2 separate regions of the Homo sapiens genome follow, and region 2 is linked to region 1. Evidence: chromatin loops called from intact Hi-C (ENCODE). Cell type or tissue: heart left ventricle. All regions are shown on one strand. Links, peaks and the distances in the headings refer to the core of each region. The heading gives the core; the rest is flanking DNA. Region 1 holds the start of VSIG10L2 (V-set and immunoglobulin domain containing 10 like 2). Region 2 overlaps CDON (cell adhesion associated, oncogene regulated).

The links. A loop is a pair of places that touch in the nucleus more often than their neighbours do. Peaks named below come from ENCODE experiments on the same cell type or tissue, not always from the same donor. Only the 100,000 strongest peaks of a DNase experiment are listed, where the experiment ranks them.
Region 2: it touches region 1 in a loop (2.4-fold over the local background); 33 of 110 quality-filtered maps call a loop at or near these places.

What each region holds. Positions count from the first base shown.
Region 1 is chr11:125,931,345-125,947,260 of GRCh38, forward strand. It overlaps VSIG10L2 (V-set and immunoglobulin domain containing 10 like 2), which reads left to right and starts at 14,700. Exons shown (of 12, transcript NM_001365077.2): 1 at 14,700-14,793. The coding sequence starts at 14,712. DDX25-AS1 (DDX25 antisense RNA 1) reads right to left here and starts at 7,698. Exons shown (of 4, transcript NR_199024.1): 1 at 7,342-7,698; 2 at 1-123. RefSeq lists enhancers at 1,614-2,567, 3,919-4,483 and a silencer at 10,790-10,949. In heart left ventricle, for the core only: a CTCF peak has its summit at 10,872 (motif pointing right); DNase peaks (open chromatin) are centred at 10,388 and 10,790; H3K27ac peaks cover 1,241 bases.
Region 2 is chr11:126,044,414-126,060,329 of GRCh38, forward strand. The region is part of intron 1 of CDON (cell adhesion associated, oncogene regulated); the gene reads right to left. Among named protein-coding and RNA genes, the nearest start is that of CDON, 10 kb to the right of the region's middle. RefSeq lists an enhancer at 12,747-15,916. In heart left ventricle, for the core only: no CTCF peak of the experiment used is centred there; no DNase peak of the experiment used is centred there.

The DNA.
Region 1 (15,916 bases), core at 6,889-14,888:
GAGGTTTTCAAAATGTTTTCAAACAGCCTGCTTGAGTTTGCTCCAGTTGAGAAGCATCTGAGGCTATGATCACAGCCAAGGGTGATATGTAACAAGCTGTCCCACCTCTGATGCAAATGAAGCCTGCAGAGATATAAGAAAAGCCTTCATTCCTCAGCCAGGGATAACACACAGGCAGACCAGGTGACCAGTGACACCCTTGGCACCCACTAAGAGCGGTAAGAAAAATCAATTTAAAAGTTTGCCTTTCTTACAAAAAGAATTTTTATGAGGCCAAAGCGTTGACAAGTTTGTCAGTCCCAGAATCTGCTAACACCCTCCCGCTAGCCCCTTAGATTTTTTAGTACTTTTCCCCTCCTCATTTTTAGAGGGGAGGAAAAACCATCTTGAACAAGCAGAAAGTTTTATCCAAGGTGTTTGGCAGCGACTCTGAGCTCTAGGAAAGATTTATGTCTTCGTCCTCTGGCACTGCCTAGCGTTAGCTCACTTAAAACAACTGAATATATGAGTTCACTTTATCCTGTCAAAGTAGAACCTAGGGCGGCATGGTACCCAGCTGGGGTCCACGGGGACCCTGAGGCAATGCTCATGTCTCAGTCACTTATGCTGAGCTCAGCCATTTTTATGTCTGTCTGAGATCATTAAAATGAGGAGGGAAGGGAGCAGAAAGCCCTGTGGAATGAATGGTGTGATGGAAACACCACTAGAATCTAGAGGGCTCCGCCAAAAACATGGATTTAGGGGTTCACTTTAAACGCTGCATGTCTCCCATCGTCACCCCTCCCATTAGTAGTCCTTTGGACAGGAGCAAGACCAGTTGCTTGGAGTATGAGCTTCCTGGAGGGCACCTCCAGAGAGGTTTCTCCATGCTGATGATCCCAAGAATATTTTAATTTTCCTTGTTAAGTCATTGGTTTTCTTTGCTGCTGCCCCACTACCATTAAGACTAGGCCCTGTGATGGAGCCCACTGCCCCTGAAAAAGGAACGTGTATTCGGTCCTGGATGGATTCTCCAGGCCAGACCCAGGTCCACCCACCTCACATGGGCACGGGCTCAGGATTCGCCAAGCAGCTTTGATATTAACCTAAGACAGCAAGATTAGAAAAGGCACTGCTGCCCCACAGGACTGCACTGTGCCGCCTGAGCCCAGGGAGGCAGGGGAGCTGGGGGCCCAGGGTCTGTGCCTGCCCATCCGGGAGGACGGTTGCGGGACCCTCTGCTCCCCAGCCCAAGCCTGCTTCCCCTTCCGGAATCCTCAGGCTTCAGCCAGAGGGAGGGGTGGTTTCTGTCTTAAGGGTGGGGACCTGGGATTCTAATAGGCCCTCACAATTTCTTGGCATTTAAAGGTGACAGAGCCTGTCGCCTAGAATGAGAACAGTCCAAGGGCAGGGATTGTGCCCTCCTCCTGGGGAAGGATGGAAAGGAGGGAAGAGCTAGTTAGTTGTTAGCTGATCCTCACACATCCTGAGAAACACTCATGGAAATGCAGTAATGCCATTTCATAAACAAGGAAGCTGAGGGGCTGCATCTGCCATCACACAGTGGAAGTGGAATTTGACTGGGGCCTGTCTGAATCCCATTCTTGGCCCTTTCCTGCGTCAGCACTGCCCAAACCTCAATCATTCCCATAGCACCATCACCATCTTCGCTAGTCTTCACACTACACACAGCTACATGTATATGTAACTAAATTCTTAAATCTACTGATTGTTTAAAAATATAACTAGTTTGATGTGCTAGTTGCATTTTTCCAATATGCATTAGAACAAATAAAAGAATTGTCCATCCACGTGTCACTGGCATGCTGCCCAAAGTGCATCTATCACACTAGAGCAGCGGTTCCCACAATGTGGTCCCCAGATCAGCAGCAGCAGCAGCGCAGCAGCACCTACGAACTTCTTAGAAATGCAAATTCTCGGGCCCCACCACAGACCTCATGAATCAGAAGCCCTTGGGGGTGGGGCTCAGCAACCTCCCCCTCAAACTCTTCTGTTATCCTGATGCCAGTAAATGTTCGCTTTGCTAGAGTGTTTGACCACTTAAGAGTGTCCTGGTCGTTTCACCTGTGTGCCCCCCGGCCCCTCCAGCCATGCCCTGCTCACCCCACCTCTGGGCCTTTGCCAGAGCCATTTGCCCCTCCTGGATTACTCTGATCTCCTCTTCTCACAGTGTCATTATGAGGACAGAGCACATGAAATCAGACTGAGCCTTTCATGGCTGAGTTCAGAAAGACAGTGATTATAATGTGATGAACATCTGCCTCAAGGAAAACACCTTGAAATTTACACATGAGCATGCAAAGTTGTCAGAGGCATTTGAACCAGAGCAACTCCGCCTCAAATAGGCGCTGGGTAAAATGAGGCTGAGACCTACTGGGCGTCATTCCCAGTTGGGTAAGGCATTCTAAGTCACAGGATGAGATAGGAGGTCGGCACAAGATACAGGTCATAAAGATCTGATAAAACAGCTTGCAGTAAAGAAGTTGGTCAAAACCCACCAAAACCAAGATGGCCACAAGAGTGACCTCTGGTCGTCCTCGCTGCTACACTCCCATTAGCGCCATGACAGTTTACAAATGCCATGTCAGCATCAGGAAGTTACCCTATATGGTCTCAAAAGGCAAGGCATGAATAATCCACCCCTTGTTTAGCATATTATCAAGAAATAACCATAAAAATGGGCAACCAGCAGCCCTCAGGGCTGCTCTGTCTGTGGAGTAGCCATTCTTTTATTTCTTACTTTTTAAATAAACTTGCTTTTGCTTTGCACTTTGCTTTTCTTTCTTGCGTGAAATCCAAGAACGCTCTCTTGGGGTCTGGATCAGGACCTCTTTCCTGTAACAAAGTGGCAGTGCTTGCTTATTTTTCTGTGACTCCTTGGGCCAGGATTCAGAAATGATGGAAAGGACCTAGCAAATAAGTGAGTTCCACATTCCCTAGAGCCCTGCAGGTCCAATAGAACTTTCTGCAATGATGGCAGTGTTTCATATCCACACTGTGTTGGGAGACAATTCCCCATGGGTCTCGTGCATTTGTACACATTTTTTATTTTTTTTAGACAGAATCTCACTCTGTCACTCAGGCTGGGGTACAGTGGCACAATCTTGGCTCACTGCAACCTTCACCTCCTGAGTTCAAGCAATTCTCATGCCTCAGCCTTCTGAGTAGCTGGGATTACAGGTGCGCGCCACCATGCCCTGCTAATTTTTGTATTTTTGGTAGAGACGAGGTTGCACTATGTTGGTCAGGCTGGTCTTGAACTCCTGACCTCAAATGATCCGCCCTCCTCCGCCTCCCAAAGTGCTGGGACTACAAGTGTGAGCCGCTGTGCCCGGCCGCATTTCTACACATTTTGTAAGCAGAGGCACTGCTTTTGTTCTGGACACCTTTCAAGGATTTTTGTATTAATATGTAACCAGCAGTCTTGGAAGACAATGTCTTCCTCCAGCACATAGGGCAGATGCTTACTGCACATTGCAAAAGAACCAGGTTTCCTAAACTCAGGGTTCCTTTCTTGTACAGCAACCCACTGTATGTGTGGGTATCCTTTGGCCTCATTCATGTTGCCCTGTGGCAATTGGAGCTCAGGAAACTGGAGCAAGAAAATACTGATACTCTGGTTACTGATATTGCTATAAATAATAAAGTTCTTTGTCTCTGACCCAGGAGTCTCATGTCTTCTGCCAGCATCCATGAAATGGTCAGACTAACTTGTTAGTTTGCAACTGTGGTAAAATATGCGACCCTTCATATTTCTTGTAGTATTGAGCACTTTAAATGTGACTAGTGTGACCAAAAAAATGAAATTTTAGTTTGATTTTAAATAACCACATGTGGCTAGAGGCTACCATATTGGACAGCACAGTTTAGAATGCTCAGGCATAAACTGGAATAGCCGCTGGTCAGGGATGCTGTAGAGGGAGCTGTAGGATTGACACTTAGGTGATTTCTAGGTTGTTTTCAATATTTCAGTTTTGATTCTGTAGCTCTAGGAAGAGTAGAATTATGGAGAGGCCAAGGGTAGAGAGATGCCCTGTCTTTTTATTACATCCAGAGAGGTTTACTGGTATTGTTGAGAGATGAAAGTAAAGCAAAATGGGGGCTGAGTTTGGAGACTGGAGATGAGGAGATGTTTCTAGCATAGAATGCAAGCCTTTTGAAGAAGGCTCGGAGGCCAGAGAGAATATATGGCCAGAGAAGATGAGCAAACCAGGGGTCCTTGAAGAATTTACTCAGCCCTGCCCTCCCCTCCTTCCTGCAGCCTGAGAACCTCCCCCATCTCCTCCTGGCTGGCCCAAGTCTCCTTGGACCCTGCTCGGCTTCCCAGGCCTCTGCCCCTCTCACCTCCTGGCTTAGAACAATCTCCTCTTTGATTGCTGGCTCAGGCCCCACTGACTGTCAGGTCATCTGTACCTAATCAGGAGGAGCAGGGGCCTGAAGGATGATAAACGGGGCTTCTCATTTCAATAAAGTGTGTGCAGAATATTAGAAACAGCTGTGGGACTTGGCTGGCTGTGCCAGAACCTGTGGAGGCCTAGCGTTTGGGGGAGGAGAGTCGAGACGGAGAACACCAGGGCAGAAGTCTGTTTAAAGGGTGCTTTGCCACCTAGGGCTGGCAAAGCCGGTAAGCTTAGTTCAACACCAGCCCCTGCCCGGAGCCCTAGGCCTGGACCAGCCTGGAGAGTGCTCTGCAGTTGGACGACTCTGGGCGCGGCCAGGCAGGTCTGGATTACCCAGCAGGCGTTTATTTACCTTTATCGTCATTTATTTTACAAATACCACATAGATTTCTGTGCAGATTGCTTTTCTCACCTAACAAAACATTGTGAAAATCCCTCTAATTTATTCTCTTTTTTTTAATCAGTAAAATGCACATAACATAAAATTTACAATCTTAGCCATTTTCAAGTATATAGTTCGGTAGCGTTAACTATATTCACATTGTTGTGCGACCCTTCTCCAGAACTTCTTCTCTTCCAAAACTGGAATTCTATATCCATTAAACAACTCCCCATTTCCCCTCCCTCTCCAGCTCCTGGTAGCCACCCTTCTACCTTCTGTCTCTGTGGTTTTGACTGCTCTAGGTATCTCATCTAAGTGGAATCCTAGAGCATTTGTCCTTCTGTAATGTATTGTTTTAAAAGATGTATAACATTACATTACATGGGTATATGTATATCATTCAATCAATACTAATGGTTTTGCCACTACAAAAAAATGCTATATTTTTGTATGCATATCCTCAAATATTAAAGCTTGCTTTTTATCCCCCATAGCATAATTTCCAAAAATTACATAGCTCAAAGAGATGTATATTTTTAGTTTTCATATATTTTACCAGGTCCCTTTCTCAAAAGTCTGGGGTAATTCACATATCCACCAGCTGTGATTAAGAGTGGTTTCTCCCTCATCTTCTCCAGCCCTAGGTATGATCATTCTTATTAAGTTTTGCTATTCTGATAAGTGAAAAGCAGTATCCCATCTCTAAAATTTGCATTTCCTTGACTATTAGTGAGGTTCAGCATCTTTCCATAAATGTATTATCCATTTGGATTTTCTCTTCCATGAATCACCTATTTCTATCTTTTGCCTATTTTTCTACTAGGTTATTTCTCTTTCTTATTGACAGACAGGATCTTTGTGTACCAGATATTAACTCGTTATTGGTGGTACATATTGAAATATTTTCTCCAGTCTATAGTTTGTCTTTTGACTTTACATATAGTATCTTCTATCTTTCTGTTTTCTTTTTTTTTTTTTTTTGTCTTTTGTCTTTTGAGACAAAATCTCACTCTGTTGCCCAGGCTAGAGTGCAGTGGTGCGATCATAGCTCACTGCAGCCTTGATCTCCTGGGTTCAAGCCATCCTCCTACCTCAGCCTCCCGAGTAGCTGGGACTACAGGCATGCGCCACCATACCCGGCTAATTTTTGAATTTTTTGTAGAGACGGGGTTTCGCCATGTTCCCCAGGCTGGTCTGGAACTCCTGAGCTCAAGCGATCTGCTCACCTTGGTCTCCCAAAGTGCTGGGATTACAGGTGTGAGCCACTGCACTCAGCGGTATCTTTTTTTTTTTTTTTTTTTTTTTTTTTTTTGTGAGACGAAGTCTCGCTCTGTTGGCCAGGCTGGAGTGCAGTGGCGAAATCTTGGCTCACTGCAACATCCACCTCCTGGGTTCAAGCAATTCTCCTGCCTCAGCCTCCTGAGTAGCCGTGACTACAGGCACGTGGCACCATGCCTGGCTAATTTTTGTATTTTTAGTAGAGATGGGGTTTCACTATGTTGGCCAGGCTGGTCTCAAACTCCTGACCTCATGATCCCAGCGGTATATTTTATCTTTCTAAAATTTAAGCTTCTTATGTCTCTCTTTTCATCTGTAGCTTCTGAATTTTCTACTTTATTTAGAAAAATCTCTTCAAACTCTAGATCATATATTCTAATATTTTTCCTCATGAAACTGTTTTAAATGTTATATTTAAATCTTTCGGATCTGAAATTTTGTTTTAATAACTTAATGAGGTAGAGGTCGTAACCTTTTTTTTTCATTCAGACATAGAGTCAACTGTGCCTATACAATTTATTAAAGAAACCATAGTTTGAATCCACTGGTTTGAAATACCACCTTTATTGTACCCTATAATCCATACGCACGGGGATAAATTTCTGAACTTTGTTCTATTTCTGCCCTATGGGGCTATTTATCTTGTCCTGTACTTTTAATGTACGATTTGATCCCAGTAACTTTATAGTTTTCCTTAGGCCACTTGTAATATTTCTTTGCTGCTGTTGTTTTCATCATTACCATTAAAAAATTCCTTCCAGCTATCAGAGCCTGTGAATGTCAGTAACTTCAAAACAGGCCAGAATAAAGCCAAGAAGGGGAGGGATGGGCCTGTCCCTTACCTGTCCATGTGCCTTTTCAGGAATCAGCTGAGGCAGTGGCCAGACAACAACATTAGGTGAGCACCCACTACGCATTCAGCATTGCTCTTACCACTAACGACAAAGCTGGAAGACCAGAACTTCCAGCAATGGGGTAACAAGGTTCTTATTTCTCAGCTCTGGACCTGTATCTTCTGCAGCCAGTTTTGCGATGTTGGGCTTGGACCCTACCAACTCCATTTCTGTTTTGCCAGTCACTAGAGGGAGGCTGCAGGCGGGACAGGAAGTGTGGACAGGCTCCTTCCTGTTTGCATCTGTGTGTTCCCTGTGAGGGCACCCCAGCAACACATCTTCACCCCAGGAACAGCAGGCCCCTCCTGGAGCAGCACCTGATCCAGTTTGCAGTGTTCCCAACACTTGCAGCTCCATCATCCACCCCACCCCAGCCCTGCATCCCTACCTGAGAGACCCCAGCACCAGCTGGCAGGTGCCCCTTCCGCAGAGGTCTGGGTGCAGGAGTCCTTTCTTCACACCCGGAGACCCCAGCTCCCGCTGAGTTGAGCCCCCTCCTCAGATGTCTGGGTCACAGGCTCTGGAACCCTCCTTCAAAACTCTTCCTTAGGGTTCTCCAGCCCTGGAGTGGTAGCTGCTCCTGCAGGTGCAACCCCCATGAAAGCTTACTCTTCTCTCTCCTTACCCTCTCCTTACCTAATTAACAACTTCATACCTCATTATCAGTTCCTTATGCTGAATTCTCTTTTCAAACTAACTGGTGTGGTTTCTGTCTCCTGATTGAACCCCAGCTGACACAGGTAATGAGGAATTGAAGTTTTCTGGGAAGTGAGGGCTGCCTCTCTTGGCCGCCCTGCTGAGAGCTCCCTTCCCTCCTCCATTCCCAGAATTATTTGGCTGCTGGTCGCCAAGGAGACGACTGACAATTTCCAGTTGCCAAGCCTCACCCTGGAGCTCTACAGAGACATTATGGAAACTCCCCACTCCTTCCTGCTCCTCAGCCAGGGAACTTGGAGAATCTAGCCAGGTTGGGTGGAGGGCACTGGGAGGGGATAGAGAGGAGGTGACAAGCCTGAAGATGGAGAGAGCAGCTAGAAGTTTCCCTGGGCCCTGGCTTCCCCAACAGACCTCAAAAGTCTGGCCCACCCTTGAAGGCTAGGGCTGGCCTGGTGGGCATCCCCTGTGCTGGGTCCAGACAGACTCCTACCAGGGACCTCCAACCAGACCCTCAACTACAGAGAACTGTCCCTATATTGTCATTCCCGGCCTGGTAGCAGCACTGTTGCCAGATGGGGCAGAACCCAGGAAGAACCTGGGAACTGAAGGGCTAGGAGTCTTTCCTGGGGGAAGGAACTGCAGCTGTCCTGAGCACTTTGCTCATATCAGACAGCACTCAAATGCACTGAGGCCTAGTGTCACAGCCCGGGAAACAGCAACAACAGCAACGCTAATAATAATAATCGTAGTGGTGCAGTAGGTGTGACTCTTACTCTATAAACTTAGGTGCACAAAAATATCCATTTCTCTATTTCACTAAAATCAAGTAGAGTTGAGTTCATTCCTGGGGCTCCTGCCTTTTTCCAGCGTCCCACCAGAACCCGGGGGCTTATTGCTATGGTTTAAATGTGTCCCCAAAATTCAGGTGTTGCCAGTGTGGTAGTATTAAGAGATGGGGTCTCCAAGAGGTGGTTGGGCCACGAGGGCTCCTCCCCTGTGAATGGGAGTAGCTGCCCTTATAAAAGGGCTTGACAAAGGGAGTTTATCCCTTTTTGCCCTTCTGCCTTCCACTATGTGGGGACATGGCCTTCGTCTCCTCTGGAAGATGCAGTGACAAGGCGCCATCTTGGAAGACAACAGCTCTCACCAGACACCGGACCTGCTGGAGCCCCGGTCTTGGACTTCCCAGTCTCCAGAACTGTAAGAAAATAAATTTCTGTTCTTTATAAATTACCCAGTCTCAGGTATTCTAGTATAGCCACACAAATTGACTAAGAAACTTAGGAGGGATGAAACCAAGGGAAGGCCTCTAACTGCTGGTCCATCGTGGTGGTTGTTGGCCTGCTCGTTGTCCAAGCTTTCTGTGGGCCTGTGCAGTCAGCAATAGCTCTCCAGTCCTGTACGCTCTGGGGTCCTGGCCTGCTGTCTCCAGACTCTTCTTCTCCCAGGTACCTAGTGACCTCTGAACTGTCCCCAAACTCAGGGAAATCTCTTCCTCTCTGCTCTAACTGCCCCCAAAGGCACTCTCCTTTCTCCATCTCACCCCTTCCACCACCCGGCATACCTCACACAACTTTTACAAAATTAGGAAGATGTTAATGTACAGCTTCTTCCCTGCAAGAATCCCCATGGCAATGCAGGGCTAGAGGCCTGGTGAAAGCAGCTTCTGGTCTGTTTTTGCGTAGTAGTTTAAGGTAAGCTAAAGACATCGGGACATCTCATTGCTGAGTGTTTTAGTATTCATTAAAAAACAGAAACATTGTCTTACATCATCAAAAAACTATTCTCACATATAACAAAATTAATTTTCTAACTTTTTTTTTTTTTTGAGACTGAGTCTTTCTCTGTTGCCCAGGCTGGAGTATAGTGGCGTGGTCTCGGCTCACTACAACCCCCACCATCCAGGTACAAGTGATTCTCGTGGCTCAGCCTCCTGAGTAGCTGGGACTACAGGAACACGCCACCACACCCGACTAAGTTTTGTATTTTTAGTAGAGAGAGGGTTTCACCATACTGGCCAGGCTGGTCTCAAACTCCTGACCTCAAGTGATCTGCCCGCCTCGGCCTCCCAAAGTGCTGGGATTACAGGCGAGAGCCACCGTGCCTGGCTTCTAATATTATCTAATAAACAATTAGTCCCATTTCACAGAGGAAAAACTAAGACTTGAAGTGGGTGAGTAACTTGTTCATCGTCACTCAGGTAGTGGGAACAGAACCAAGATCTGAACCCTGATGTGATTCCAGCTCTCCTCTTTCTTCACATCTCTGCACAGCAGCTTATACGCTCTTACTAATCCACCATCCCGCTCTTACAACAGCTCTGAGCAGTGTCAGGGTGAGCATTGCAATCACATTTTTAACCAATCAGGAAACAGAAGCCATGAGTGTTTTGCTCCACATGCCCAGGTAGGGCTGGTTGAGAAAGGGCTCCGGGAATGGAAAGCAGATGGAAGGAGGGTCAGCTCCCAGGTGAAGCTGGCGCCAGAAACTAGGCCTCCTTCCCTGCGGCCCCAACAGGTGCTCTCCCAGCACTGTCACTGCCTCAGCCTTGGCCTGCGTCTGCCTCCCCTTCCTTCCTCTCCTGATCTGTTCACCTCCTGTTCCCAACCCTTCCATCCAGGGCCTCCTTCATTTCCTCTCTAGTCTCTAAGGATCAGTTTACAAAGTGACTAGGCAGTGGCCCCTGCCTGTCCTCTGTCCCTGTTGTCCTCCTTCCTTTCCTTAGCCATGAACACAGCCGGGGACACGTTGCCTGTGGAGCCTCTAACCCATTTCCTCTGCAGCCCTCGGCTGGTCTCCTGCTGGGGTCCCGGAGGGCCGGGCTGGCCCAACAGCACACATGGAGAAGCCATTTCCTCCAGGAGCATCTGCTCCCCTCCTCAGCCCAGCTGTCCCTGTCCTTTCACATGCTGCTGCTCCAAAGCCCTATGATTTCAGAATCAGGATTCAAAATGGTCACAAGGCAGGAGAGCTGGGTTAAAACCCACAGCACAAAAGGAGGGGCCTGTAGGTTGGCTCAGAGGCACAGGGATGTGGTGCGAGACAAGCGTCATCTGTCCCTGAGTTTACCAAGTACCCACGGTCTGGTGTAGCTGCTGCCCATGCACAGCGGAGGGTCCTGGAGAGGAGGCAGCTGCAGGCACCTGGCGCTTGTTCCAGCCGCACCACTGCCTCGTCCAAAGACACAGGGAGACTCAGGGAGCCGCCGCTTCCTCTCAGGAGAGCCAGGTGTGCCCAGCCATCCTCAGGAGCCAGGGGAGGCCTCAAGGGGGCAGTGTAGCCAACATGCCCTGATACAGGATAAACGTTAGCTGAGGGGGATCCGTGAAACTCAGTAAATAACTGAGCAAGACTTTGAGCATTTTTATCAGAAGAGAAGGGATTTAGCAGTTCCACAGGCCCCTGGCCAGACTGAGTGAGCCACAGTCTCAGAGTGGACGGGGACGAACCAGAGAATGTCCAAAGACGGGGAGCAACCTGGGGCACAGGAAATCAAGCCATGGGGAGAAAATAGGGGAGCATTTGAGCCCATTCATAAAATATGAATAGCAATGCTTTCTCATGGGGCTGTTGGGAACCCCTAACCCACGCCTGGTGTATGTAAGTGTACAACAAATGGTGACTAGTATTATTTATTTAGGTGGAGAAGAGAAGAGCAGCACACGCAGTTTCAAATAGTGAATGACTTTCATCTGGAAGTGAGTGGGGTTTGAGTAATTTTACAAAACTTCCATGAAAGAATTCCCCAAGGATAGAAGTGTCAGGGAAGCAGATTTTCATTCAACTTAAAGAGAAGGAGGGCGAGAGCTAACATTGATTCAATGTATCTGCGTGCCATGCTGGGTGCTTGTGAGGGGTTTAATACTGGTGGTTGTATGTCATTTGTCCAATAACTTGAAGAGGGAGTTATTATTATTTTCATTTCACAGATGAGGCCACAAGATGGAGACGGAGCGGGTTGCTCACCCAAGTTCATGCAGCGCCCATCTGACGTTCCCCCGGGAGGAGCTGCAGGGCCTTCTTTCGAGGAGGTGGCAGAGGGGCTTCCTGCGTGCAAAGGAGGGTCCCACCAGCCCTTTTGGAACCTCAGCCTGGTCCTCCAGAATTTCACCTCAAACTACTGGAGTCTAGGTCCTGAGTCCCTCCTTATAAGCCCCTCATTTCTGAGTTCAGCTACGAGGCCACTCCAGGGACTCCAGGTTGCCCCTTAGTCCACACAGTTGCCTGTCCTTCCCTCCAGGCTGATGTGAGCCCTGGGGGCCCAGGCAGGCTGGGGATGGAGGCCACGCAGTGAGGGTGGAGAGCACAGGCCCTGAGCAGGAGGGGACGATGAGAAGCAGGCACCAGAACCTGGGAATCCACAGCTTTACCTGCCCCAGGGCCCGGCTGCTGAGCTTGCACAGTGCAGAGCACAGCTCCAGGTGACCTCAGCTTGGATGAAGCTCCTTGGGAAGGGGGGAAGGAGGGAAAGAGAGGATCTCTTGTCAGGCCTCCAACCCTGCCACCAGAGGATGGAAAAATCTGACCCCATCCCTGTGCCTTAAACTTAGACGCTCAAGAAACATTTGTTCAATTCATTGTTTACGTTCTTTGGTTAAGAGGTATAAGTAAGTTTAAGAGGCAGGAGCTATACATGCATAATCTCATGTGTTCCTCACAGGAAAACCATTAAAGGAAGAAATTGAAGCTTAGAGAAGTTCTGTAAGATGCTGAGGTCACACAGTAATAAAGAGATAAATGTGTGTTCTCATTACTGCGCTTTCTTGTCTCTCAAAGCAAGGAACCAGCTCACCTTGTCTCTCCCAGCTCCTCACCTCCCGAGGCAGCAGGGACAGGAGCCCTGGGCCTGTTCTCCCATTCCAGACACATCTCTTCTCTTCCAGACAGGGGCTGTGGCTCTGCCATGGGGTTCCTGTTCTGGCAGAGCCAGGACACAGGATGGGGGTAGGCTTCACCTCTGTGATGGTCTGTTTTATGTGTCAACTTGGCTAGGTCATGGGGTACCCAGATATTTCAAACATCACTCTGGGTGTTTCGGGAGGGTGTTCTGGGGTGAGATGAACATTTGAATTGATAGAATCAGTAAAGAACATTGCCCTCCCCAACATGGGTGGGCCTCATCCAATCAGGTGACGGCCCGAACAGAACAAAAAGGCTGAGTAAGATGGAACTCCGCCTGCCTGACTGCCTGAACTGGAACTGCGGTCTTTTCCTGCCTTCAGACTCAAACTGAAACCTCAGCTCTCCCTGGATCTCAAGCCTGTGGACAGCAGATCTTGAGATTTGTCAGCCTCCATAATCACATGACCCGATTCCTTATGATAAATCCCTTTCTGTATATACATACAACCTCTTCGTTCTCTTTCTCTGGAGACCCCTGACTAATATACCCTCTCTCCCTGACTCTCCCTTCGAGGGTCCCCTTCCTAAGGGGAAAGAGCAGGTTGAGGAGCCCCACCTGACTTCCGTGTTCCTGATGCCCCAGCTGAGAAAAGGCTGGGGGGCTGATAACGCAAGCAGCGTAGACTAACTCTGCATCAGCACAAGCTCTTGCCACTGCCAGAGGATCCTTTAAAGCTCCCCTGATTCACATGGCTAGAATTCTCCCGTTCTCTCCAGAGACAGGGGCCGGCCACCCTGAGGTGGAGAGTGCTGCCGGATCCCCACACTTTATTTCCATAGGAACCTCTAAGGGAGATCGGAGGAGATTCCCAGTCTGGGGAGTGGGGGAATCAAATGAGTGGCCCGTATGCACTGGTCACCAGGGGCAGTCAAACCTGACTCTCAGGGACCACCTGCCATTCTGCTCCATAGCTGAGTTAGGAGGGAAAGGGAACTCGAGACCCTGAGGAAGGCATGGAAGGGCTTGGCCGTGGATCGAGTGAGGGTGGGATAGGGGTCTGTCCATACAGCCTCTTCATGCAGCCACTGTCCCAGGCAAGTGAGAAGCCAGAGTGCCACAGTGACATCTTGGGCCCTGGAGGAGCCACCTGGAATTCAACTCTGACAGCTCCTGTCTTGGCTGAGCCTTGGAGAACCTGAAACCGGACATCAGATCCCCCTTCTCACTGGGGTTCAGGAATCTCATCCTCCGTCTAACCCTGCCACCAGAGGATGGAAAAATCTGACCCCCTCTCGGGCTGTCATTCAGAGACAGCTAGACAACAGGATATGCTCCAAGAGCTAGAGAGACAGAGAATTCAGAGAGCCCTGGACAGCAGGAATGCTGGGCTCCAGCCCAGCTCCGGGATCCAGACTTGATAGTTCAAATCTAGCTAGGAGCATGAATGGTGCACCTACTGCATGCTGGGCACTGTTCATCCGTGTGTGTGCATGAGCGCATGTGTGGACAGGCATGAATGAATGAATGAATGATATCAAACACATATGTGTGCATGAATTATATCAAAGATTTGTAAAGTACATAAAAAATAAACGTACAGCTTGAGGAACTGTAACCCTCACTCGACTCAAGGAACAGCACATTTCAGCACCCAAAAAGCACCCCCGTGTGCTAATTTAAGTCTTGTCATTTGATATTCACAATATACTCTTTACAACAAAGAAGGTGTTATTATCCCACTTATCTGTGAGGAAGCTAGGGCCCAGGGAGGCTCGGAAACGTCCTCGCTTTTCAGATTATCACCAACCCCAGCTGTCTGACTCCACAGCTCCTCCCGCCACTCCACCTAAAGGTTGTTTGAACCTCAAGGTCCCTGTGGTCGGGAGTCCTGTGTTGGGCAGGTAATTGGACCAGAAGAGTTTGGGGGCCTTTCTCAACTCTGTCCAGTGATTCTAATTTTACAATATCCTTTGAGCGAAAATGCAGGGAGCTCGTGGTCCTCTCCCCTGGGTCTGCCCCAGCCACGTCCTACCCTCCCCAATTCTGCATTATGGATGGGGTGAATCATCTGGTAAATAATTAACGAGTCATCGAGGCACTGAGGGTAACAGGAGAGCAGGGGTGGAGGCATGGGCAGGGCTAAAGTTGGCAACCTGAGCCAGACCACCATCCTCCCAGGGCTGGGCTCTGCTCTGGGTAGAAGGGGCCCACAGGTCAGGCAGGAGCCTCAGGTGGGTGGCCATCAGGGAGATGGGGCCATGGTGGGTCAGAGGGCCCAGCACAGCCCAGTCAGCCTCCTGCTGCTGATACACCTCTGCCTTCTGCACCTGAGGGCCTCAGGTGAGTGATACTCAGACCCCCCAGGGGGTTCATTTCCCACTCCCATCCCATTATTCCTGCCACTTCCTGGGGGATCCTCCTTTTGCACTCCATTCCATGAAGTCCGTTCAGTCATTCATCGGCTAGACATTTAACTAGCGTTCACTGAGCGACTACTATGTGCCACGTAGGTGAGAGCACTCTGCTTAACCTTGAGAAGCTGGAGTCATCCTGAGAGCCACTGTGAGGTGGTAAGCCTAGGAGTGGTATGGTCAGATCCAGGTTTCAGAAAGCTCCCTGGTTTTGAGGGGGATTAGGGCAATCAGGAGATCATTGCCATAATCCAGGTGAGAGATGCTGGCATCTTGGGCCAAAGCAATGTCCATGGGGTTGGAAGAAATTGGTTTCTGGGTTACATATTTTTATTCTTTTTTTTTTTTTGAGATGGAGTCTTGCTGTCACCCAGGCTGGAGTGCAGTGGTGTGATCTCGGCTCACTGCAACCTCTGCCTCCTGGGTTCAAGTGATTCTCCAGCCTCAGCCTACCAAGTAGCTGGGATTACAGGTGTGTGCCACCATGCCCAGCTAATTTTTGTATTTTTAGTAGAGCCAGGGTTTTGCCATGTTGGCCAGGCTGGTCTCAAACTCCTGACCTCAGGTGATCTGCCCGCCTCAGCCTCCCAGAGTGCTGGGATTACAGGCCTGAGCCACTGAGCCCGGCCCCAGAGACTTACTTTCATGCAAATTTGCTGAGGTCCTCAGCACTTCATGGCATGAGGCCCACCCTGGCCACATGTGAGGGGACAGCGGGGAACATGGTACTTGGGCTTAGGCTGGGGTTGAGGGCTGGGCCCTGAGCCGAGAACACCTGTTAAGTGACTTACTCCACAGGAACTACTTAATGGCTGGTCCCTGATAGACTGGGAACTCCATGAGAGCAGGGGTGGGGGGCTCATTTGTCCTTGTGACCCCGGCACTCTATGCTTAGTTGAACGAATGCTGGATGGGCTGATGCGGGCGGTGTCCTCTTTCCCTTGCTGCAATCAACTGGAACAGGGTGGGAGGGAGCCCTGGGATCCTCCTGGAATCCTTACACAGGAACTCCAGACCCCGAGCCACCAGTGGCCAAGCAGATCTCCTTATCT
Region 2 (15,916 bases), core at 7,570-15,569, 110 kb after region 1:
TATATCAAAGGGATATCTGCATCCCCACGTTTATCACAGCACTATTCACAATTGCCAAAATATAGAATCAACCTAAGTGTCCATCAACGGATGAATGGATAAAGAAAATGTAGTATATACACAAAATGGAATACTATTCAGCCATAAAAAGAATGAAATCTTGTCATTTGCAAAAACATGGATGGCATCAGAGGACATTATGATAAGTGAAATAAGCCAGGCACAGGAAGACAAATTTCACATGTTCTCATTCATATGTGGGAGCTAAAAATTTTTTAAAATTGAACTCAGGGAGACAGAGAATAGGATGATGGTTACCAGAGGCTCAGAAGGGCAGCAGGGAGGTGGGGATAAAGTGGGGATGGCTAATGGGTACAAAAATAATTAGATAGAATGAATAAAATCTAGTATTCAGTATTACAACAGGGTGACTACAGTTACCAATAATTTATTGTATATTTTTAAATAACTAAAAGAGTGGAATTGAAATGTTCCTAACACAAAGAAAACCTAATTACCCTGATTTGATCATTACACACTGTTATGCCTTCGTCAAAACATTACATGTACTACATAAACACATACAACTATTAGGTACCTATAATAATTTAAAATATATATATAGAGAGAGAGACGGAGTCTTGCTCCGTCGCCCAGGCTGGAGTGCAGTGGTGCAATCTCGGCTCACTGCAACCTCCGCCTCCAGGGTGCAAGCGATTCTCCTGCCTCAGCCTCCCGAGTAGCTGGGATTACAGGCACGCGCCACCATGTCCAGTTAATTTTTTTGTATTTTTAGTAGAGACGGAGTTTCACCATGTTGGCCAGGATGGTCTCGATCTCTTGACCTCGTGATCCGGCTGCCTCAGCCTCCCAAAATGCTGGGATTACAGGCGTGAGCCAGCACGCCCGGCCAATAATTTAAAATGTTTAAAGCACTTAAATTTGTGGGAAAATTGTTAAAAAGAAAAAATAATGGTAATCATGCTTAATATCAAAAGAATCAAAAAACAGACAAAGGAAATATAAAATAAACAAAAATAGTTCTCAATCATTAAACATAACAATAGCAATCTAAACGTTTTTAAAATATTATTTTAAATTTTTGAATTGTGTTGATTTTGGAGCCAGTATTTACTTTGGAAATTCGTTTTAGTTTTATAAGATGTTTCCATTTAGTTTATTTTATAAATAATTATATGAGATTAAAAATAAGAATTATTTAATCAACATTAGGATTTTATAATAATTTTTCCTTTTCAAAAAAGTCACACATTCGGCTGGGCACAGTGGCTCACCCCTGTAATCCCAGCACTTTGGGAGGCCCAGGTGGGCAGATCACCTGAGGCTGGGAGTTTGAGACCAGCCTGACCAACACAGAGAAACCCCATCTCTACTAAAAATACAAAATTAGCCGGGCGTGGTGGCACATGCCTGTAATCCCAGCTACTTTGGAGGCTGAGGCAGGATAATTGCTTAAATGTGGGAGGCAGAGAATGCGGTGAGCCAGGATCACGCCACTGCACTCCAGCCTGGGCAACAAGAGCGAAACTCCGTCCTAAAAAAAAAACAAAAACAAAAAAAAGTCACATTCAAGGTTAAGTGCTAGCCCCTTTTTAGCAAAATACAGAATATTATCATCTCAATTAAGACATATTCACTGAAACGGCATTACAACTAGCCAAACACATAGCTGTTTCCTTGATCACACATCTTCACAAATCTGGACTAAGAATGGTATTGGGATGGTAGGATAAGAATTGTAGTTTCAAATACAAGATTCCCATTCCCTAGAATCAAAAAAGTTATAAGAATCTTATAAATGCTACCCTAGCCATGAAGACCATTACCCTCATAAAATTCTATAAATGCAATGCAATAAACTTATCCTCTATTTTAGGGGACCCACAGAGTATCGTAAAGTCCAGGCATTTCTAGAGCTGTGGTACAATGTTTTCTCCTGCATACATGTTCAATATCGCTACAAAAATTACTGTGCTGCTCTGAAGACCTGTAGACCAGTGACAAAAATTCAGTAATTAGACCAATCTGTGGGGTCAAAGAAAAGAATGAGATTCTCGAGACTTATCTAAATAATATTTTTAAAAATATTTAAGACAAGCATCTACTTTCTGAAGCATTGTTACTGTCACTGCTGAAGACAGAAAGGCAAGAGCCAGCTGAAAAAGGGCGACGGTGGCCCCCCTTGTCATTTTCCGATTCTACAACACCTTCTGGCTCCAGTTTTTTGGATCCCCCTCCATTACTAAATCCCAATCTTCAATGGCCACTTGAGGTCAACTTCCACTGTACTTATCCTGGCCAGCTAGAAACAAAACGGGAGTGTCTGGGTGGGGCTGACAGTATGCACACTGGTCTATCTCCAGGCAAATCTCTGCTCTGGTGACCCCACTTCTACTCTATTTCTTTCTGTGAGGCACCTTGAGGATGGTACTTTACTGGTGGTTTTAATACTGCCAATCACAGTTAAGTGTTTATCTGCTCCAAACACATGTAAGCCCAAAAGAAAAGTAGGAAACCTGAAAGAACAGATGTAACAATCATGCTCAGTATTTAAGTATACATCTGAAAATTCCAGGAAGTAATGGGATTTCCCATCGATGACAACATTCATACTTTTGGGAGAAAACTATTACCAGTAAAGTTAGCAAAGAATTCTAACAATAGCTATCCCCTTGCTTTTAGCTATCCCTTGCTTCATACCTAGCCTAGTAAAGCTAGGTATGAAGTACATCTCTTATAAAAATCAGTGTTATTTACCTGGTATTAAACTGAAGAATGTTTACATTGAGCTTCAGGAGATGGAGGGGGAAAGGGAGAGTAACAAAATTGAAAATTTAAAGCAAGAAAATCAAGATGGTGTTCAGTTGCTTGAACATACAGGAATTTACCCAAACTTTCACCATTACCTATTACAGCACTCCCCTAACTGCTCTCTTTCCCAGGAGCCATGTCCTCACGAACCCAAGCACATACAATCAATTCTAGTTACTCCCACGGCAAGAGCTCCTTCAATTTTAATCCTACTCATTTGATTTTGATTTGACAGTCTCTCAGTAACCTGTACCACAATAAGATCACATTTTGTCAATAAAAGCACTCCATCTCAAACAGAACAACAGAACAGCAACAGCAACTGCTCGCATGCAGTAAGTACCTAGCAAGTGCCAATCACTAGCCCAAGCTATTGTGTCCTCATTTTGCCTGTAAAGACTAAATGGGATGATCCCATAGCCCCATGGACCACCATATAGAGATGGGGAAATCAAGGCACAGAGGGCTCACATCACTAGAATATGGTGGAGCCTGGCTTTGACTCCAGGCTCTCTGACTCCAGGACCTACCCTAGTCTAAACTGCTATAATACACTGCCCAAAAATGCCTAGGTTAAAGCTCCCATTTATGTAACACAAATTCATTCTAAATTCAATCATTTCATTAATCTACAAATTCTACATGCTACGTTTATATAAAATAAGGATGTGGATGTCTTTCAATCCCATATCTACTTCCAGAGAGTAGTACGTGAATGACATAAATGATAAAAATCAAGAAATGGTCTTCAGCCGTCGTGGTGGCTCCTGCCTGTAATCCCAGCACTTTGGGAGGCTGAGGCAGGTGGATCACTTGAGGTCGGAAGTTCAAGACCAGCCTGGCCAACATGGAGAAACCTCGTCTTTACTAAAAATACAAAAATTAGCCAGGCATGGTGGCACACACCTGTAGTCCCAGCTACTCTAATTGGGAGGCTGAGGCATGAGAATCGCTTGAGCCCTGGGAGGTGGAGTTTGCAGTGAGCCGACATCGCACCACTGCACTCCAGCCTGTGCAACAGAGTGAGACTCTGTCTCAAAAAAAAAAAAAAGAAAAGAAATGGTCTTCTTCAGTTGGACTCAACAGTGTAGACTAATGATTTACAGTGTTGCCAAGAACACTTGGCACATTCCCATCACACATTGTATTAATCTGTTGGTAATGGGAATGAGATAAGGAACACTCGAGCAAAGAGGTCAGCAGCAACGTTCAACACCCCAGATATGCTATTACAATCATCCAAATCATATTTTATAGTTAGAAGGCAAAGCGTCAAAAATCCCTTAAGTTAAAGCCAAAGACTTCCAAATAATTCAATTTCATTAGAGAATGAAGAGGAAAATTTCCTGCAGGTTAAAAAATTCTACTACATAAAGAATATATAGCATCAAAGAAAACCATGTTAAGAAAGATACTAAGATATGAAGCAGGTTCTCTAAAATTTCAACAATTTAGTTATTTTTTTTTTCTTTTCTGAGATGGAGTTTCACTCTTGTTGCCCAGGCTGGAATGCAATGTGGCAGTCTCAGCTCACTGCCACCTATGCCTCCCAGGTTCAAGCAATTCTCCTGCCTCAACCTCCCAAGTAGCTGGGATTACAGGCATGCGCCACCACACCTGGCTAATTTTGTATTTTTAGTAGAGACGGAGTTTCTCCATGTTGGTCAGGCTGGTCTCAAACTCCCAATCTCAGGTGATCCGCCCACCTCGGCCTTCCAAAATGCTGGGATTACAGGCGTGAGCCAACAGGCGTGAGCCAACAGGCGTGAGCCACCGCGCCCAGCCCAATTTAATTCTTTAAAAGCCAAGTTAACCTGCAGACCTGAAAAATTATTATTTTTAAGCCATTTAATTATAACCTAAAAAACAGCATACAAATTAATGCATATTGCTCACTATAGATAAAAATACTACAGACAGTTTATACTGGGCATTTAGAGATCTGAACAAGTAGTCTTTCTTGTTCAATTTTTCTCTTTTCAAATTAAAAAAAGAAAAACTTACAGACAAGCATCATCAATCATTAAGAGGGCCTGGTTCTGATATTATATGAGCTCTGTCAACCTTAATCAAATTGCTTGACAGATCGTAGATAAGTAATGACTTGCTTAGGTTAAGCAAGGCCAGAGTTTTCCTTCTGTAGTATATACATCTCCAGAGTGAAAATAAACAGCCTCACACCTCTTACTGGGAGCTGCACTCCACTGCTATTACAACTCAGTCTTCATTTCAACAGAGGAGGAGGAACATCTATTTTTCTTTCCTTCCTTCTCAATATGGTCATCAGAAGTCATCAAAGTCATTTTTAAACTATCCCATTAAACAGTTAATAATTATTTTAATCTACACCAATTAGCTATCATTAAATGCCAAAACATTTGTTTTGGCCTGCATTACACAGTGATATAAAACAAAACAGAAATAGTTAACAACTGACAAAAGCAATACTAAAGGAATCACTTAAAACTGCAAAGCCTGAATTCATGTTGTAACACATCCAAGAAATTGAAAAACAAATTTTGTTTCAATATAATCGGCCCCATTTTGGGTGCAGGGGCACCATGGAACAACAGTTAAAATAAGAGAAAGAGCATCCCAATTCAGATTTTGTATTCATTCTATAACCAAGACACAAATAACGAACTAAAACATCCTCCTCGTTAACTTCTTTACATATAATTGGAAAGGGCTTTCATACTTCATATTCAGCCAGGATGTACCGTTAAAGAATTTCTAAGCATCCAAGTATTCTGCCTGCTCTAAAGAAAAGCGTTAAAAAGCAAGGATCCCAGTGGCTAGGGGAAAAGAAAATGAAATGACTTCTTTAGAAGAACTTTAGAAGAATGAGTTTAAAAATATAAGATACCAGGGAGTCAATTTTACCTTAGGCAAAATGCGCTTCAATGTTTTCCATTAGGTCAATAGTATCTAGAATGCAGAGCTTGTGGTTTAGAAATGTCAAAGATCAAAAAAGCAAAAAAACAAAAAAAAAGCACCCTTAGAATTTAGCTATTTTAATCTATTCCTAAACACATACAACTGTGCAATTATAACCTAAAATAAACCTAAAAAGAAAGACTAAAGTTCCAAATAACACTTTTCTCCAACATGCGAAAGAGGTATTTTGAAGGACACCTAACTTTGAACTAGATTAAAACTTTTATATGATATCAATGCTCGATCATTTAGTCTTCATGATTTCCATTCTAACAAAGATTTTACAATCTCATACATTTCCTGTAAGTAGCAAACACACACACACACACACACACACACACACACACACAAACAAAAAAAAGTCTGTAAAATACTCCAAAATACAAAGGGCTCTATAAAAGTTATTTAAGAAATGATCATTATCAGAAACAGGAAAGGAGAAAATTATGCTGTATACAGAATAAAAAGAACCACAAAACAAGATTTGTAATTGCCGAAATACAAACTCCTCAGCAGGGGACCAAGGACGGGGTGTGCCGTGGCTCCTCCTAAGCCTGTCTGTGCACGCCATGCACAGCCTGGGTCAGGACTTTTCTTTCCCAATCCCCTGGAGCCTCCATTCTTATAGTCTGCAGGGCACACACACAGACAAGGACCTGGCTCTGCAAAAAGCAATACTTCACTCCTCTGACACCATATTAGTTACTGTTAAATTGCCCAAGTACACATGCAGCATACATTCACTCTAGGTGAATCGGAAAAAGACACTAGTATTTCTCAGTGAATGAGAAAGAACCTTTACAAGCAAATGGGGACTTCGCCTACTCGATGTAAATTTTTTTTTTTCCAGAAAACTCACATTTCAACATGAAGGAAAAAAAATCCTTAATTGCACAAATGAAAAACTCAAAAATCAGTTTCTCATTCTTGGTTGTTAAAGGCCTGTAGCATTTGAGATGTGGTGGCTGCTGCTCTGATTCCATGGCCAGCTGACACCTGTAATCACAATGAATTAAGTGTCCTGTATTCACGTACAGCTAAGGAAACGTGAATCTAGCCAAGTGTTATAGTTTCTACTTTATAAGGGTAATCACTTCCTTATCTTTTCCCTAACAATCTACCTATCTGGGAAGACACACCCTAAAATAACAAGTAAAACACAGATAGTGTTTTCTTTAAGATAATTTTGGATATTACTTTCAAGGAGGGTGGAATGCATTAGCCTGGATTTACCAAGGTTCACATTTAGAAATCCACTTTGGGAGTTAGCTACAAGACTCCTATTAACACTACTAAGATACATGCAGTCCAAACCCTGAGCTAACGTTTATCTGATACCACAAAATATTGATATGAAATCTCTGCACAAGCTGTATTGTATAATTAAAACCCCCACTGCACCTGCTGTCATAATAACAAATGCGAAATTATTGTAAGACCTAATCGCTATAACAATAGCTATTTTTTTTCTTTTTTTTTTTTTTTCCAGAGTCTCGCTCTTGTTGCTCAGGCTGGAGTGCAATGGTGCAATCTTGGCTCCCTGCAACCTCTGCCTCCCGAGTTCAAGCGATTCTCCTGCCTCAGCCTCCCGAGTAGCTGGGATTACAGGCACCCACCACCACGCCCAGCTAATTTTTTGTATTTTTAGTAGAGACAGGGTTTCACGATGTTGGCCAGGCTGGTCTTGAACTCCTGACCTCAGGTGATCCACCCGCCTCAGCCTCCCAAAGTTCTGGGATTACAGGCATGAACCACCGCACCTGGCCAACAATAGCTCTTTTAAAATGCATCCTCAAACGCAAAAGAAATAACACATAACATCAATTGTGTTTGCTAGCCTAATAGGAAACCACAGTTAACAGTCAATCTCATAATGACTCAAAATTGGCTTTAGTTAGCCATGGGATTAAAACAAAACAAAACAAAACAAAACAAAACAAAAAAAACTTTAGCTCTAAATGTATTATGAAAATTATACAAAAGACCTACATACAGTCAAAACATGATTACTGCAATTTCTTTTAAGAGAGGAACCCAACCAAAATATAAAATAATTTAAAACATGGTGACTAGAGCTTGGAATTGGGAACTCAGGGTAGAAATCTGATCTATTTACTTTTATTGTAACCTTAAAAAGGACTCATACTATGAAAAAGAAAGTATGCCTAATTTTCAATAAACAGAAATCAAACTACTGATTTAGAGATCAGAACAATTCTAATCAAATTATAATATGACTTGAAAATATGTTAAGTAGAGGTATACACACTTGACACTTGGTATCCACAGTTCCTCATCCAGGGATTCAACCAACTACAGACCAAAAATATTTGGAAAATAAAAATAAAAAATAATACAGGCCACGCGTGGTGGCTCACGCCTGTAATCCCAGCACTTTGGGAGGACAAGGTGGGTGGATCACTTGAGGTCAAGAGTTCAAGACCAGCCTGGCCAACATGGCGAAACCCTGTCCCTACTAAAACTACAAAAATTAGCCGGGCATGGTGGCAGGTGCTTGTAATCCCAGCTACTTGGGAGGCTGAGGCAGGAGAATTGCTTGAACCTGGGAGGCGGAGGTTGCAGTGAGCCAAGATCACACCACTGCACTCCAGCCTGGGCAACAGAACAAGACTCCGTCTCAAAAAAAAAAAAAAAATTAAAAATTAAAAATATACTGTATAACAGCTATTTACATAGCATTTAAATTGTGTTAGGTATTATAAGTAATCTAGAGATGATTTAAACAGGAAGATCTGCATAAGTTATATGCAAATACAGGGAACTTCAGCATCTAAGAATTTGGATAGCCACAGGCAATAGGGGGTGTCATGTCCTGGAATGGATCCCCCATGGATATTGAGGGACGACTGTATTCACAATTAGGTTTAAAATATGCTTTCACCCACCAGAACCAACTCAGCAGAACCTCACTATAATTCTTATTACTGTAGAAGAAAACCTGCCATTTCCTTTTGGATGAACATCCAAGATTTAATGGAAGAAACAATAAAATGACCCCATTTAAAAAGGCGATCACACAGTAAGATGCACCCAGGAGGTAAATCATGGGTACAACATAGCAGTTAAGACTCTAATGTGGCCCTACTCAGGAGTTTAGTAATCTATTAAGAACTATAAAAATACCTCCTCCAGATTTAGTAGTCCCAGGGTTTACTGGAACTACTGCTCGGATGCTAGGACACCAAACCGAAATCCTGATAATGAGCTGTCGTTATATCATGGCCACATCTAGAAATCTAATTGCACAGTGAGAGTGCATAGGATGAAATGGGAAGGAGGAAACACTAAATCAAATCCAACCGCTCTGATCGGTCATCTGATATTATTTGACTGGTGTTTTTACACAGAGGGATAAATGGCACCTTTCCTGCAAAACTGTACTGTCACATACATAATCACATTCAGACATTCAGCCACATCATCATTTTATGAGCCAGTATCAGATGTTTTCAATACATTGCAAGCTATGTAATGTATTGCATACCATATCGAGCCACATGGTGAGGTTTAACCCCATTTTCTAAACGAGGATTCCCCATACCCACTCTCATACTCTCATAGTCACCAACAGGAGAGGGACAGTGAGAATGACGGAAACAGAGGTTACTGATAAACCCTATGTCCATTCCAGCTGAAACCACGCTCACTCCCTAATTGTTACTGCCTGTTATTCACTGTGTTGTTGTTTTGTCATACCCACATCCTAAGGCCAAAATCATGAAAAGAAGCCAAATTAAATGGGCAGGAAAAATGTCTTATCCCCAGCTTGCAATGCTATTTTTCTTTTTATTGGAATAAGAGACTGCCAAGTTCTGATGTCACTACAATAATTTCATGGCCTGATAAAAGCAGTATTTTATCCATTAAACATTCGTTCCCCTTGCCAATTTTACCTCTAACCAGGCAGTGTGTACAATTACTCACTGAACAGATACCAAACTACAGTAAAATAAAAAATTCTAATTACTTTTATTCTGATACTGTAAAAAGCCAGTAACTGTCAGAAATTTCCCTGGCAAGAGACACAATCCTGAATATGTTTTTTAGTACCTATATACCCAGGAGAACCCCTGCAAAATACAAAAAGACAAAACATGACATCAGCTCTCTGGGCACTGAATAATGTTGCACAGAACTACTACATACATTTTAAATATATAAAATTGTTAAAATATTCAAAATATTTGACAAGGATTCCAGTCATAGTGTGATAATGCATGTCCCAGCATCTTCAATATGTAACTGTTTTTTTCTTTATCTAAAGCTTTCGTTTATCTTCATTACTTGAAGCTGTGGTATCACTCCCTGAACTTGAGAGTCATTGATGTCACTGAATTTTTACGAGCAAAATCGTGTGTTGAAATCATTCATGGATCTAGAGAAGATGGTTCAGCATCTTTCTACTCAGTGTGCTCCACCCAGCTCATCAGTATTATCTGGAAACTTGTTAGAAAGGAAGAATATTGGGCCCCACCCCAGACCTACTGAATCAGAATATGCAGTTGAACACACTCGCTCACCCAGAAATTCAAATGCACGTTAATGCCATCCAGGATATCTGAGTGTTTAGTACTTGTTCAGCAGAGTGCAAAGAAAGGGGTGGGTGGGCCAATGGTACATAGGGGAAAATCACATTGTCCTTAAGGAATAAAGGGGAGACTGACACGTATGCAATTATGATACGTATCAGTGCCAGGAGAGATGCGTTTCCAGCCTGCGAGAAAGCATGGTATATTCATGGAAGGCAAAGCAGCCGGGATGGCAGAAGCTTCCAGTAGGCATATAACCCTGTACATCCAATTAAAGACCTGGGCTTCAACAAGTGAGCAATTCAGGGACTTTAAAGGATTTTAATGAAAGCAGTCACGTGATCACATATTTACATTTCAGAAAGATCATTACTCAGGCAAAATGTAAGAAAAATCAATGATCTGGAAGGGGGCAAACCAAAACTGAAGACAAGGGGATGAGTTAGTAGCAGTTTAAGCAGGAGTTGCAAAGGCATTTTTTTCATCTCACATGCTGAATCTCCTCTGTCCCTCTCCCAAAGTTTGAGGAGGAGGATGGAGGGGTAAGGTAATGGTAACAGACAAGAGATAAAGAAGGCCCACTTCTAAGCTACAGGGAGGATGGAATTGGTATGGATGGGCATACATAAATATAAAACAGTAAAAATTCAATATACTTTTCTGTTTTATAAAATGGAGAAAATATTATTTTGGTGGTTCAGGATCCCACAGTTCCTTCCATCATTTTAAATATCAGTGATTAACATAAAGTACTATATTTACAGATACAAGATGTGTACATGGTTAAATATCTATGGATCCCAGAAAAGATCTTGAATATGGTTTTGATACTTGGACACGTCTCTGATACCGGCCTTTCTCCTCCTATATGAGTTATTTATCTCTCTTGTAACTCAAGTTTAGAAAAGTTGCAGTGGAGGAGGGACAAGAGGGACATTTATTAATGTTTACATATAATTTGTTGTAGGAATGAATAAATAACTGGGCCAACAAATGGCTTCAGATGTGTACCTATATAAAAAGGTAGTACATGCTATACTTTTAAGTATTATCATTTCTGATACCAATACACTTAGAATATTGAAAAAGTCCCTATTTAAGTAAGGAAGAAAGAATACCCGACATTTACTTGTTAGTGATAAACTAAGGATTACATTTAAAGTGAAAAGAGCCAGCAAGTCGAGGCAATCTCCAACTTTAAACTGGAGCTGGTTTAAAAAATGTATTTATCCAATGGCTGTTGGTAACTTTTAACATATTTCCTACCTCCAAAATCATGTACGTGGTGGGTATGTAGCCTAGGCATACCATAAAAGCCTATTTCATGGAACCTCAGTCCTACAAATGCCTTAGAGGTTATTTGGTTCAATGTTGCACCCAAGAAAGAGATTCTTCCCACAGCAGCCTTTGCAAATGCCATTACAACACTTCCAGGAATCAGGAGTCCATGCCCCTTCCAAACAGCACTGCTTCACATGAGGCAGCTCTATTTGTTGGATAGTTCTTCTTTCTTCTGAAACATAATCTGCATCTTTGAGGACGCCTATAGATCAAAAGATGAATCATGTATCACTATTTCAACGCTCCCAACCCCCAATGAAATCCTGACCACGGATGGTCTGATTTAGGAAGAAAAGGGGACAATTTGCCCTTCTCCAGTCCAGAGGAACCCATCCTGCATATGGCTGTATGTGAAGAATGACCTTGTGTCAAGAGCTATGAATAGTCAGATTTAATAAAATTATAAATGTTGAAAAATACAATGTCTCCTGAGAGAAAAATGGCTAGTGTTCAAGCAGAACACCCACAAAATCCTTAATCAACATTTCCAATAACAGAAATACAAGCTATTAACCACAGCCAAAGTCCCTTCCAAAATTTAAAACAAACAAACAAAAACCCTTCTGATTTCATCTACTGAATCATCTTGTCTGTCTGTGAAATAAATTTTATTTAGCATATTAGAGAATTTCAACAATACAAACAAATTCTGAATGTATAGGCATAGCCTGACCACAATTGTTAATAGGTTAGTGGCCAAAACTCTTCTTCCTGATATAAGTGCTTGGTCCTGTTCCTCAAAATCTTCCTGCAGTATAACATCCTAGCTCCACTTTCTTCCTTTTATGGTGGACTTTTCTTTTTTCTTCAGAAAAGCATTGTACTGTTTCATTTTAAACTCAAAGAATATTATACTAATGCTGGACTGGTGGTTACTTCTGTACAACGCTAAGTGTTGATTACGGCATTTAGTCCTAAGCATGAAGGATATAAGCTACCTTAGATGGTCCTTTTCCCCTATTTTGAGGCTCCCTCCTAAAAACACACACATAAAAATGAATACAGTTTTCAAAGTATTTGGTTTATGGAATTGTAACTGAAGGTAATTATACCTTCAAGTAGTGAATAAACCCAGTTCTGTGAATAAAAATGAGGTCATGGTTGTTTTCCTAAGATAGCCATTGGGATCTGATTTTCTAGTAATGTAGGAAGAAGTGTTATTTTCTTTTTTCCCCCAAAGACTGTGTATCCAATGTGCCAATAAAATGAATTATTATGAATTTCAAACCGCACAAAAGACTCTACAACAATTTACAAAGCATGAATTAGTACTGTATACATAAATAAATGTTATTCAATAACATGAATAAATCTCACAGGCTTATGTCTATTACAATGCTCATTATTGAGCAGTGCAAGAACTCCAACATAAGACTACATACTGTAGGAGTCCATGTTCATACAGTTCACGAACAGGCAAAACTCATCTATTCCAACTCTTCAGAATAGCTGCTGCCTGCTAGCAAGAGGGAGGGCTGCCTGGGATGGGCACCAGGGAGCTTTCTAAGGCCAAGGAAATGTTCTATATCTCCATCTGGGTACTGGTTACCACAGACATGTGCATATGTAACAATTCATCTAGCTGTTCACTTAGTATACATTAGCTGTACACTTGTGATATTACTATGTTACACCTCAACTGGAAAAAAATTACACACAATGTCCAAGTGCCTTCTAAGTTTCAGCTGCAAATTTAAGAAAGCTGTATTGTTTCACGTGCCCGCACTATTACTAGCTTCTGAGAAATACATGTACACTTACATATACAGGAGGAGTTAATAAAAATAACAGCAGCTAACATTTACAGAGGTTTTACTATATGCCAAGTGCTTGACTTTCATTATCTCATTTAATCCCACAACAATGGTAAGACATAATTTCTGTTATTATACCCATTTTACAGACAAAGACCCCCAAGGCTTAAGTCAAGATCATTGCCCAGGCTCACATAAATAACAAGAAGTGAGCTGGTCTACAACAAGAATAGCTGAAAAGCAAGCTCTATGTCAGCGTCCAAATTCTCTGTTTGTATTAGGGTAACATAAAAATAAAATTGGCCTCACAGTTCCAAGTAACAAAACATAAACAAAATATGTAAGCTAAGTTCAGTAATATAACCCATATATTTTTTCTCGAGTAAGATGAAAGGCACATCAGTGGCTCTTAAGCACTGGAGTCCCTACTCACATTCCAACAGATATACAGCAGAACAAAATGTTCTTTGGGCTAGTTTTTTTATTCTCTCTGGCCATCAAAATATACCGCACAGCAAAGCGACTAAACAGCTGTGAATGCGGACAGGCACAAACTGCAGTGTTTACTCCAATTCATTCAAGGGTCCTTTCAATCTGGCCATAGTAGTAGGAGAAATGCCCAGGATTAAGGTGGAAAAAAGCTAAACATATCTTCAAAAAGGCTTCTTTATTTTCTGAACACACTGTATTGTGAGGAGAACTTGGTAGAGGGCTACATGGGAGTAGGACGGAAAAGACTGTGCACTATTTACAACACGACTTTACTTGGAAACAAAATATATCAAATGAACCATCAAATATGCTACTGCATTCTGCATTAGCTGAAAACCAGGAGCATTGGAATTCACATTCTTGGTAGATGAAAACCAATTAACTACACCATCCACCATTCAGAACTGGTCTTCCTTGAAAAGTACACAAGAAACAAACTGGGCTAATATTCTGAAAAAAAGTTTGTGCCCAAACATTATTTGAGGCAGGGGAAAAGGGACTTGGGAAGGAAGACACACTAATGTTTCTCAAAAATTTTGCTCCAAAGATTTTACAGAATGTTTTTGGCAGATAGATTTTCATTTACTTGGCGCTGCTAGCAAGTCTGCAAAGTAATGCCTCAGAAACACTAGAAATGATACAATTCTTAAAAAGACAACAGAAAAGACATAATCTAAATTAGAATTCTATAATAATAATAATGTAACAGAAACAATCAAATTCTATCAATAGTAAACTAAAATATGCCTATTAAAACAAGCATTTCATCACTGCAAAACCATTTGTTTCACATGAAGTCTGATTTTGCTCTCAGTTTGAAAGTTATTAAAACGATACATCAGCCTTTACAGGCAAGACCAAACAGTAAGATAATTTTACATATTTATCAAAAGATCATTCAAAGAAAACTTACCAAGTCTGCAACGTGTATATGCTTGTGCTTCGGAGGGAAAGCAGAGAAGCCACTTTCTGTACTTACACTGGAGTTCACTTCAGTGCTGAAAACACATCACTGTAGTCCTGCTTGTAATAAAGTCCGGACTAGCAATCTGCCTTTGGGTTGGGCTTTTCTCTTACAAGATAAGCTGTTAAGTCATGCCTTGATTTTAGATCTGCCAACATATGGAGTCTTCTAATGTAGCCTTCCCTCCACCCCCTCAACCCCCCCTGCCCGCATCCCCCCAATCCCCGCTCTGCTCCACTCCCTCTGCACACACACACATACACACATACAAAAAAGGCACTGCAGGGCAGAAATTCCTCAGGTGCTCGCTAATGGAATTCCCAGGGTCTTGGAGCCGCTTCGGGGATCAAGAGATCTCATAGCCCCCGCTGGGGTAAGGAGCAGCGAGTCTGTTCCATTTAATCAAATACAGAATGAATTTTCAGCTCTATTCACTAGCTTGTCTCCAGGGCTCTCAAAAGGCACCAGGCAGCTAGAATCACACACATGTGGCTCTTTTAGGCAAGTATAATTAGCTTGATTTTAAAAAGCCACATTAATAATATCACCTCAGGACCATTATTCAGGAGACAGATGACAATGATACTGTATGTTTTAAGCCTGACAATGGGGGAAAGAGCACAAGCAATGAGGGAAAACTTGAAGGATTAAAAAAAAAAAAACCAAGAAACCAGTTTTTCATTTAATTGTAATCCAATATTTTTCAAGTGACATTAAGAATATTCCATACACCATCCCTTCTTTTTAACAAAAAAGAATCAAGTAAAGCCCTCCCCTGTGCTGTTGAAAGTGAGTTAGTGCCAAATACACAACAAAAACTTATCACATGGAATGATTACATACAATATAAAAATTTAAGTAAAAATAAAACATTCTCAAATTCAAGTTCACGAAATTTCTTGAAAAAATTCCCCATTAAAAAATACTGTAAAAAAGCAAGTCCTTCAACTCAAAATATTTGGCAACCATACTCCAAATTCTGTTTCTAATCTAATTAGTTTGTATTAAGTTCATTTACTTAAAGGGGGGCTACCATGTACGCAGCT